Linked DNA regions of Homo sapiens: region 2 is linked to region 1. A link is an interaction called in ENCODE POLR2A ChIA-PET data of the cell type or tissue named here. Cell type or tissue: PC-9. All regions are shown on one strand. Each heading gives the region's core, and the rest is flanking DNA. Links, peaks and the distances in the headings are about the cores only.

Region 1 (5,373 bases), core at 133-5,132:
AAGTAGCTGGGACTACCGACATGCGCCACCACACCTGGCTAATTTTTATATTTTTAGTAGAGATGGGGTTTTGCCATCTTGGCCAGGCTGGTCTCGAACTCCTGGCTTTCAGTGATCTGCCCACCTCGGCCTCCCAAAGTGCTGGGATTACAGGCTTGAGCCACTGTGCCCGGCCTTTCAGAGGTTTTATGTCCAGCTCTACCACTTCCTAGCTGTGTTACTACGGGCAAGTCACTATAACTCTCTGAGCTCCAGTTCTTCATCCATTGGAGTGATAGCACTTTCCTCCTAGGGTTGTCATAAAAGTTAGATTAAGGCAAGGCCTGAAATACACACAGAGCAGCATCTGGCACACAGTGAGCATTCAGTTCGCAGTAGCTATCACTGCTCCCGTGGCCTCCAGTGCCTTCTCATCTCCTCTCTACTGAAGAAGGCAGTACCCACAGAGGCTTCAGAAGCCACATGTTGGGGCTTCCTAAACCAGAATCCCACACCTCTGTAATAGGTCTCACACACACGAAGGAAAAGAACCACAGGACACAGGCTTGTTGGGAGTATAAAAATAGGACTTTTTTCCTTATCACATCAATTATCAAAGAAACAGTACGTAACAAAAATACAAAGCTCTGGTGGATTTTTTTGTCTTTTGTCCCCCCCACCACCACTTCTACCCAACAGCCCCTTGCCAGGGAGCCCTTGGCTGAAGCCTGGACGCTGTCCCTGAGGTGACCCCAGGGCTCAGGAGAAACGGTGGTCCAGGTCTCTCTGGGGGCTAGCAGAGTATGAGTAGGCCTTGCCCAATACCAAGCGGTCCCGGAGCAGCTTGAAGAAGGCATAGTAGTTGCTGAAGAGGATGAGGGCCAGCGAGATGGTCTGGTGCCACTTTTCAGAGGACATTAGGGAGTACAGCTGATAGACAATGACAGCGCCCTCCAGCAGCAGGAGGATGTTGAGGATCCGCAGGGGTTTGCTGAAAAAGAACTGCCCGGAAGCGGGTGGGCATGGCTAAAAGGTGTGCTCCAGAAATCTTCCTCCTGGATGGGGGTTCTGGGTGGGCCAGTGAAGGGGACAGCCTCCTGGGGCCCCATGCAGACATGGGTGGGGAAGAAGACTTTCTGGGGTTGGATGTGGACTTTGCCACCTCATCTGCCTTTGCTTGTGGTATTCCTCCTGATAGGACTGCTGCTTCTGATGTAAGTCATCTAAGATCCTGTTCAACTTCTACCTCCCCTAGGAAGTCTTTCTTGACAGGTTCTGCTTGCTCTCTCAAACTCTTTTTGTGGTCTAAAGTCAACACCTTTAAAAAAATTTTTTTTAATTTTTGAAAACTTTTTCTCCCTCATCCACTGACCCTCAATAAAATCAACACCTTTTAATGTCATCTCCTGGGTATTGCTGGGCCTGAACAAATTAGAATCCTATGACATAGGCATGGAAAGTTATTACAGACTCTACAGCCTGAATTACCTACTACTTCATAGGTACATCCCTAGCTAGGCTGGAAGCTGCCAAGGGACATGGCAACAGCTCACTCTCAACAGCAAGGTAGAACGTAGGGACTAAAAAAAAATCTCTGATGAGTTCAAAAGAGTGCACAGTGTCTAGGGATTTTGATTCCACAGGGGCCAAGGTACCTAAATCTCAAGAGCTGCTTACAGGACAGGAGAAGTGGTAGGAAATGGGAGGCCAAGAGACCAGGATATCAGGCTCAGCTCTGCACCTAACAGGCTGCAATACTTTGGTCAAGTCCCTTTCCTCTCTGGGGCTTGGATGTCTCAACTGTGAAATGAAGACATCAGTCTAGGTCAGTGATTTCTCATGCTGTGTTCCTTAGAGCCCCAGGTTTCAAGGGGATCCTTTAGGAGTTACAGCGGGGGTGAGCAGGAAGTGAAGGGGGTTCTAACTCCTCCAAACAGAGCAGTGCCAGGATGTCCCATATATTGGATTTTGGCCTCTGATTGTTTTTTTTAAAAAAGGGGGGGAGGGGATTTCATAGTGAAATTTAAAAAAAAATAGAGATCACTAGTTTAGATAATTTTGAGCAGCCCTTTCCATAGCTAAGTCATGAGTCATTACCATTAGGTTCTCAAGTTTCCCAAGAAGGCACCCTTTAACAAGTTAAACTCTCTTAGCTGATTTCAGTATCTAAAAACAGAGATAACCCTAGCATATCTTTCACGTACAAGGTTCAGGGTAAGGCTGAGTAGGAAGGTACATGGAGAGTGCTTAACGACATGCCTGGCACACAGTAACAAATGAAGACAGTATTGTCTTTCACTGCCAAGAGCCCCTTCTTTTACTGTATCATCTTCTCTCCCTCTGTCCAATGTTCTCAAAGATCTACAACCAAATGAGCTGCAGTTATTTATTTATTTATTTTTGAGAATGAGTCTTGCTCTGTTGCCCAGGCTGGAGTGCAGTGGCATGATCTCGGCTCACTGCAACCTCCGTCTCCTGAGTTCAAGTGGTTCTCCCTCCTCAGCCTCCCGAGTAGCTGGGATTACAGGCGCCCGCCACCATACCTGGCTAATTTTTGTATTTTTAGTGGAGACGAGGTTTCACCATGTTGACCAGGCTGGTCTGGTCTTGAACTCCTGACCTCAGGTGATCTGTCTGCCTTGGTCTCCCAAAGTGCTGGGATTACAGGCGTGAGCCACCATGCCCGGCCGAGCTGCAGTTATTAAGTGACAATTTATATGGCTGTCCTTGTGCTACATGTGTGCACTGTCTTCCTTTGGATTGGGGAAATACTGAAAATAGCTTTCTCTTGCAATGACATCACATTCCTGCCCTGCAGATCCTCCCACCCTCTCAGGCCCCAACCCTCCTTCCCCGGGGAGGAGACTCACATGGAAGCGGAAGTGGGAGACGTCAGAGGGGATAGCCACGTTGTAGTGGCCTACGGCTTTGTAGACGTTCTTGCTGTGCTTCACCAGCACGCCCTGCGGCCACATGCATTCTTCAGTCCACCTGGGGGCACAGTTCAATGGTGCCCCTTATCCCCAGCTCACCCACAAAAGGGATACCAGAAGAATGGGCAGGAGGGAATCACCAGGGCTCTACTCCCATTTCTATCACTTAGACACGCTGACTTTCCTTTTCTGGGTTTCAGTTGCCTCCTCTGTAAAATGGGGTAAGAATCATGAGGAATTCACTGTACTGTGAGTTAGGTGGTCTAGGGCTGACATTAATTACTAAGAGACTGTTGAGAGAACCCTTCTTCCTCTCTGGGTCCCTTTGCTTCATCTGGTCTCACCTCTTGCCTCCAAGTGGTCCACCACACAGTTGTCTGAGTGGTCTTTGTAAAATACTAAGCTCAGCCTGACCACCCTCTGCTTAAAACTCTTTGTGGGCTTTTTTTTTTGAGAATGAGTTTCGATCTTGTCGCCCAGACTGGAGTGCAGTGGCACAATCTTGGCTTACTGCAACCTCCGCCTCCCAGGTTCAAGCAATTCTCCTGCCTCAGCCTGAAGAGTAGCTGGGATTACAGGCATCTGCCACCATGCCCAGCTAATTTTTGTATTTTTAGTAGAGATGGAGTTTCACCATGTTGGCCAGGCTAGTCTCGAATTCTTGACGTCAGGTGATCTGTCCACCTCAGTCTCTCAAAGTGCTGGGATTACAGGCGTCAGCCACAGCGCCTGGTCCTGCTTAAAACCTTTTGAAGGCTTCCTAGTGCCCTTGGGGTCAAGGCCCCAAGGATTTGACATGGCCTCTGAGGTCTTGTGTGGCTTCCCACAACCCTCACCACACAGCTCATGCTGTTTCTCGTTCCTCCAGCACTCTGTACTGCTTCACGTCTCTCCCTAAGCTGCTCCCTCCAATTGGATTGCCCTTCCCAAAGCCTAATCCTTCTGGTAAGCTCTTCATCATCTTTCAAAACCCAGGTTCCTCCACAAAGCCTTTCTCAAACTCCCTAGAGTTTGACATCCTTTTATTTTTTTAAAAAAACTTTAAGTTCTAGGGTACATGTGTACAACATGCAGGTTTGTTACATATGTATACATGTGCCACATTGGTGTGCTGCACCCATTAACTCGTCATTTACATTAGGTATTTCTCTTAATGTTATCCCTCCCCCACCCCACCCCACCACAGGTCCTGGTGTATGATGTTCCCCACCTTGTGTCCAAGTGTTCTCATTGTTCAATTCCAACCTATGAGTGTTTTTTTTTTTTTGAGACAGAGTCTCACTCTGCCGCCCAGGCTGGAGTGCAGTGGCGCTCGGCTCACTGCAACCTCCACCTCCTGGGTTCAAGTGATTCTCCTGCCTCAGAACTATAGGCACCTGCCACCACGCCCGGCTAATTTTTCTGTATTTTTTGTAGAGACGGGGTTTCGCCATGTTGCCCAGGCTGGTCTCAAACTGCTGACCTCACGTGATCTGCCTGCCTTGGCCTCCCAAAGTGCTAGGATACAGGCAATGAGCCACCGTGCCTGGCCCATTTGGCATCCTTTAACTGTTCCCTGCATCTCCTGCTACTAGTCCACATTCCCCAATGCTGGTCATCTATTTATTTCCCATCTGTATACCTCACTAGGCTGAGAGCCCTTGAGCGGGAGGATCTAATCCATCCCTGTGTCCTCAGAGCATGCCGCAAGGCCTGGCACAGAGAGGCCCTAGTGAGCATGTGAATGAAATGCTAGGACCGGTGAGCTTTCTTTTTTTTTTTGAGACAGAGTCTCGCTCTTTCGCCTAGGCCAGACTGCAGTGGCGCTATCTCTATCTCGGCTCACTGCAAGCTCCGCCTCCTAGGTTCATGCCATTCTCCTGCTTCAGCCTCCTGAGTAGCTGGGACTACAGGCGCCCGCCACTGCGCCCAGCTAATTTTTTTGTATTTTTAGAAGAGACGGGGTTTCACCGTGTTAGCCAGGATGGCCTCGATCTCCTGACCTCGTGATCCGCCCGCCTTGGCCTCCCAAAGTGCTGGGATTACAGGCGTGAGCCACTGCACCTGGCCCAGTGAGCTTTCTTATAATGTCCTGTGAGATCTCCCAGGAATCCCAAGGGCCTGGACCAGAGGACTGCAAGTCACAGCCTGTAAGCAGCCCCCTTCTCAACCCAATGCTCTTGCCTTGCTGACTCACTCATTTAAAAAAAAAATAGTTGGCTGGGCACAGTGGCTCACACTTGTAATTCCAGCACTTTGGGGAGGCCGAGGGTGTGCAGATCACCTGAGGTCAGGAGTTCGAGACCAGCCTGGCCAACATGGTGAAACCCCGTCTCTACTAAAAATACAAAAAAAAATTAGCGGGGCATGGTGACACAGGCCTGTAATCCCAGCTACTCGGGAAGCTGAGGCAGGAGAATCGCTTGAACCCGGAAGGTGGAGGTTGCAGTGAGCCAAGATCGCAGCACTGCACTCCAACCTG
Region 2 (5,373 bases), core at 107-5,106, 220 kb before region 1:
ACACCAGCCATTTTAGAGACTTCAGTAAAAACCACAGGACCATTCTACATGGTTTCAGATCAGCCAACTAGGATAGCAGCCTAAAAGGCAGACCTCACTAGAACAACCCAGTCTACCCCTGGGGAGAAGATGAATATTCCTTACCCACAGAACCACCAGTAGACAACTGACAGAACTCAAACAGGCCATCGAATACTGGACAGTCCTCACCAACGTTGACTTGAAAGAAATAAGCAAAAGGTTAGTTTCCACAATTTCCTTTAGTTTACATATTTATGAGCTGATGGAAAAAAACACAGAATTTAAATTCAGGAGGTGTGGGTTCTAGTCCAGGCTCTACTTCCTGGCTGTATGACTGCATCAAGTTGTTTAACATCTTTGAGCTTTAGCCCATTATTATTTTTTTATTTTTTAGAGCCAGGGGCTTGCTCTGTTGCCCATGCTGGAGTGCAGTGGCACAAACATGGCTCATGTGCAGCAGCTTTGACCCTCACCTCCTGGGCTCAAGCAATCCTTCCACCTCAGTCTCCCAAGTACTTTGGACTACAGGTGCATGCCACTATACCCAGCTAATTTTTTTTTCTTTTTTTTTTTTTTAGAGACAGAGCCTCACTATGTTCCCTAGGCCTCATGCAGTCTTCTTGCCTTGGCCTCCCAATAGGCATGTGCCATCACACCTGGTCTTAGCCCATTATCTATAACAAGCAAAACTGATATCCCACCTCACCCACTGGTCAGAAAATTAACAAAAATCTAATATGGAGAAGCAGTTAGCAACTTGGAAAATGTTGGTTCGTTTCTTGAGGGAGAAAAACTTATCCTCTGGCCCTCACGCCAGCTGACAAACAAGGGGCAAGAACAGAGACCCAGAGAACTATCGTTCACTGCGCACGTACAACACGCCAGACACTGCGCTACATGCGTTAAATACCCGAGATCATTCATCTTCACACAAGCTTCTGAGGTAAGATTTGGTCCCATCTTATAAGTAGGGAAACAAGGCCTGGCACAGTGGCTCACACCTGTAATCCCAGCACTTCGGGAGGCTAAGGCAGGAGGACCACTTGAGGCCAGGAGTTCAAGACCAGCCTGGGCAACATGGAGAAACCCCATCTCTACCAAAAACATAAAAATTAGCCAGGTGTGGTGGCAGCTGCCTGTAATCCCGGCTACTTGGGAGGCTGAGGCACAAGAACCACTTGAACCCGGGAGGCAGAGGTTGCAGTGAGCTGAGATCGCGCAACTGCACTCCAGCCTGGGCGAGACAAGAGTGAGACCCTGTCTCAAAAAAATAAATAAATAAATAAGTAGGGAAACAGGTTCAGAGAGGTGAGCTGTTAGTAAATGGCAGAAGCAGTATGCAAGCCTCAAGCTTTGGTTTGTCTGTTTTTTTTTTGAGACGGAGTTTTGCTCTTGTTGCCCAGGCTGGAGTATAGTGAAGTGATCTTGGCTCACTGTAATCTCTGCCCTCCAGTTTCAAGCCATTCTCCTGCCTCAGCCTCCCGAGTAGCTGGGATTACAGGTACCTGCCACCACACCTGGCTGATTTCCGCATTCTTAGTAGAGACGGGGTTTCACCATGTTGGCCAGGCTGGTCTCAAACTCCTGACCCTGTGATCCGCCCGCCTCGGCCTCCCAAAGTGCTGGGATTACAGGCATAAGCCACCGTGCCCAGCCAGCCTGTCTGTCTTAAAAGCCTGTGAAAATATATCCCGGCCCTTTTCCAAGTCCTTTCACATATACAACCTCATTTGATCCTCACAACAACTCTATGAGCTGGACAAGCCAGATATCAACCCCACTGTGCGGAGGAACAAACAGATACCGAGAAGTTAAGTGATTTGCCCAAGGTTATAAAACCAGGCAGTAGCAGAACCAGAATCAGGGTCCCGGTGTCTTGACTCCCGTAGCCCAGTGTCTTACTGCTACATTCACAGTGACAAGTGGAGTAAAGTTATTTCGGGCCTAATGGGGTAAAAGTACCAAGTAGTACATAATGTGGAAACATATGCAAACAATAAGGCAAATGAAATGAAAACAGGAAGGAAAGCACACCTGGAGGCTGTAGACTCACAGACCTAGAGGAACTTTATAGCTCCAAATCTCCTCTTACAGAAAAGGTAACTACTGGCCGGGCGCGGTGGCTCACACCTGTAATCCCAGCACTTTGGGAGGCCAAGGCAGGTGGATCACTTGAGGTCACGAGTTCAAGACTAGCCTGGCCAACATGGAGAAACCCCGTCTCTACTAAAAATACAAAAATTAGCCAGGCATGTGCCTGTAATCCCAGCTACTCAGGAGGCTGAGGCAGGAGAATCACTTGAACCCAAAACGTGGAGGTTGCAGTGAGCCAAGATTGCACCCCTGCATTCCAGCCTGGGTGACAGGGCGAGACTCCATCTCAGGAGAAAAAAAAAAAAAAAGTAACTGCTGAGACATCAATGAGCTACAGGAAGTCAGAGGCAGGAGGTGTGGGGCTGCATACTTATTCTCTTGCCCAGCCTTCTACTGTACCCACTGTTATCAAGATTTCCAAAAGTAGAGGAAGGAGCAGCCCTGGGGTGAGAGCAGAAGAGCTCAGTTTGGATTGTGCTGGTAAAATCTCAAGACACAGTTGAAGCTCAAGATCTACAATAACCACAAGAGTTACCAGCTCTGGTTCTGCACTAAACTTGGAGGGTGCCAAGATCCGGTGCTCTGAGGAAGAAGCATGGCTGCATGAGGGAGTGTGCAGCGGGTGGGTCTCTTCCTCACTTCCTGGGTAAACACTGGGAGGCTGTGTAAATAAGAACTTTGGTCCCTGGGCCCCGGCTGTTTATCCATTGGCAACTGATTTCCCTCTCTGGCCACTTCCTCCTGCACAGAGTTTGGCCTGCCTGCGTTTCCAAAGCTTTGTTTATACTCTTATTTGGGATATGGAGCCTCCATGGGAAGGAATGGGTGTTTTGGACGTGAGAAAAAAAAAAATATTTTTCTTCAGGCACCAAACCAACATGTAGCTCAAATGACCAGCCCTTTTATTCCTAGTCAATAAGCTATGTGATTAGAGATGGAAAGGGGGCAAATGGAAGAGCAGATACTCATGTGAGCTAATCTGTGAGGGTAGGGAAGACTTTTCCATGGGTTTTCTCTCTTTCTGCTATAAACGCTTTTCTCATTCTCACACTAGCTTTAGACTAAAGGGAAGCAATACTGGGTGAGAGGTGGAAGCAGACGTAGGCAGAGAAGGCAGTCAAATGCTCATTGCAAAGAGATGGGAAGATTAAACACTAACCTCAGGATAGTGCTTATACCTTGGCAGTGCTGGTAATGGGGTGGGGGGCTGGGGGAGTGGGAGAGAAAGGGTATGTGATCAAGGAAAGATGCCCAAGGGGGCATCAACTGTATTGATAATGTTTTCTTTCTCAGGCTGGGTATTGGGCACACATGGATGTTCATTATATTATTATTATTATTTTTTTTTTTTTGAGACAGAGTCTTGCTCTGTTGCCCAGCCTGGAGTGCAGTGGCGCAATGTCAGCTCACTGCAAGCTCCGCCTCCTGGGTTCACACCATTCTCCTGCCTCAGCCTCCCAAGTAGCTGGGACTACAGGCACCCACCACCACACCCGGCTAATTTTTTGTATTTTTAGTAGAGATGGGGTTTCACTGTGTTAGCCAGGATGGTCTTGATCTCCTGACCTCGTGATCTGCCCGCCTCGGCCTCCCAAAGTGCATTATATTATTTTTTGATGCTTTTTGTGTGTGTCTAAAATATGTTTTTTTCTTTTTCTGTTTTTTTTTTTTTTTTTTTTTTTTGAGATGGAGTCTTGCTCTGTCGCCCAGGCTGGAGTGCAGTGGCGCGATCTTGGCTCACTGCAACCTCTGCCCTCCAGGTTCAAACAATTCTCATGCCTCAGCCTCCCGAGTAGCTGGGATTACAGGCATATACCACCACACATGGCTAATTTTTGTACTTTTGGTGGAGACAGGGTTTCACCACGCTGGCCAGGCTGGTCTCAAACTCCTGGCCTCAAGTGATCCACCTGCCTCAGCCTCCCAAAGTGCTGGGATTACAGGCATGAGCTACCCTGCCTGGCCTGTGTATCTAAAATATTTTATATACACTATATTTTTTAAAACTACAGAATTGGGGGACTAGAGTTCCATTCTGCATTCTACCATCACCTTGCTGTGTGACTGGGAAAGTTTACATGTCTGTAAAATGGATGAGAATGTCTCCCAATTTTTTACCAATCCCTTTTATCATGTTTTCACCAAAAGCCCCCTAAATGCATTTATTTGTGTTCCCATTTTCACTTGCTAAATATTAGGTCAGAACTTCTGGTCAAGGCTCTCAAAGTGACCAGAAAGGGTTTATTACATTTCAGCCACAAGCAAGGAAACCTGATTTACTCGATCTTATCATAAGCATAACTTCCTAGATTAGGTGTGTGGGATGTTTTTGTGTGTGTGTGGGTTTTTTTTTTTTTCTTTTTGAGAAGGAGTCTCGCTCTGTCGCCCAAGCTGGAGTACAGTGGCGTGATCTCGGCTCACTGCAAGCTCCGCCTGTCGGGTTCACACCATTCTGGTGCCTCAGCCTCCCGAGTAGCTGGGACCACAAGCGCCTGCCACCACGTCCGGCTAATTTTTTGTAAATTTTTAGTGGAGACGGGGTTTCACCGTGTTAGCCAGGATGGTGTCTCGATGTACTGACCTCGTGATCCGCCCACCTCGGCCTCCCAAAGTGCTGGGATTACAGGCATGAGCCACCACGCCTGGCCATGTGTGTTTTTTTTTTATTGAGACGAGTTCTTGCTATGTTGCCCAGGCTGGAGTGTGGTGGCGAAATGAGACCATACCTCAATGCAGCCCTGAACTGGGCTCAAGGGATCCTCCTGCCTCAGGCTCCTGAGTAGCCAGAATCACAGGCATGTGCCACCATACACAACTAATTTTTTATTTTTATTTTTTTAAGATAAAATAAGAGATGGGGGTCTCACTATGCTGCCCAGGCTGGTCTTGAACTCCTGGCCTCAAGCTATCCCTCCTGCCTTGCCCTTCAAAGCACTGGCATTACAGGTGCATGCTACCATGTCCAGCGCCTAGGTTAGATATTGGTACATATTCTAAAAGGGCAAGTTAAGGATTAAGGAATTTGAGGCTGCAGTGAGCTATGATCTTGCCACTGTACTGTACCCTGGATGACAAAGCAAGACCCCATCTCTAAAAACAAGAATAAAAATAAAAATAATTCTTTTTTTAAAAAGGGCTCATTACTGTCTTGGTAGATACCCCAGGTTATAAAGCACTGTGTTAAGTGACATCTAAAGTCTCTGTCTACTCTGACCCTCCATAACCCTACAAATCAACTCAGTGAGGTACTCTGAAGTT

What was found. Peaks named below come from ENCODE experiments on the same cell type or tissue, not always from the same donor. Only the 100,000 strongest peaks of a DNase experiment are listed, where the experiment ranks them.
Region 2: POLR2A ChIA-PET joins it to region 1 with 8 read pairs; 17 of 35 experiments call an interaction of 5 or more read pairs at or near these places.

Annotation. Positions count from the first base shown.
Region 1 is chr1:32,098,039-32,103,411 of GRCh38, reverse strand. TMEM39B (transmembrane protein 39B) reads right to left here. Exons shown (of 9, transcript NM_018056.4): 8 at 2,850-2,970; 9 at 549-981. The coding sequence ends at 739. Among named protein-coding and RNA genes, the nearest start is that of KPNA6, 7.3 kb to the left of the region's middle. In PC-9, for the core only: no CTCF peak of the experiment used is centred there; DNase peaks (open chromatin) are centred at 1,791 and 2,071; H3K27ac peaks cover 1,461 bases.
Region 2 is chr1:32,319,325-32,324,697 of GRCh38, reverse strand. It overlaps HDAC1 (histone deacetylase 1), which reads right to left. Exons shown (of 14, transcript NM_004964.3): 4 at 145-219. Among named protein-coding and RNA genes, the nearest start is that of MARCKSL1, 14 kb to the left of the region's middle. In PC-9, for the core only: no CTCF peak of the experiment used is centred there; a DNase peak (open chromatin) is centred at 2,737; H3K27ac peaks cover 1,397 bases.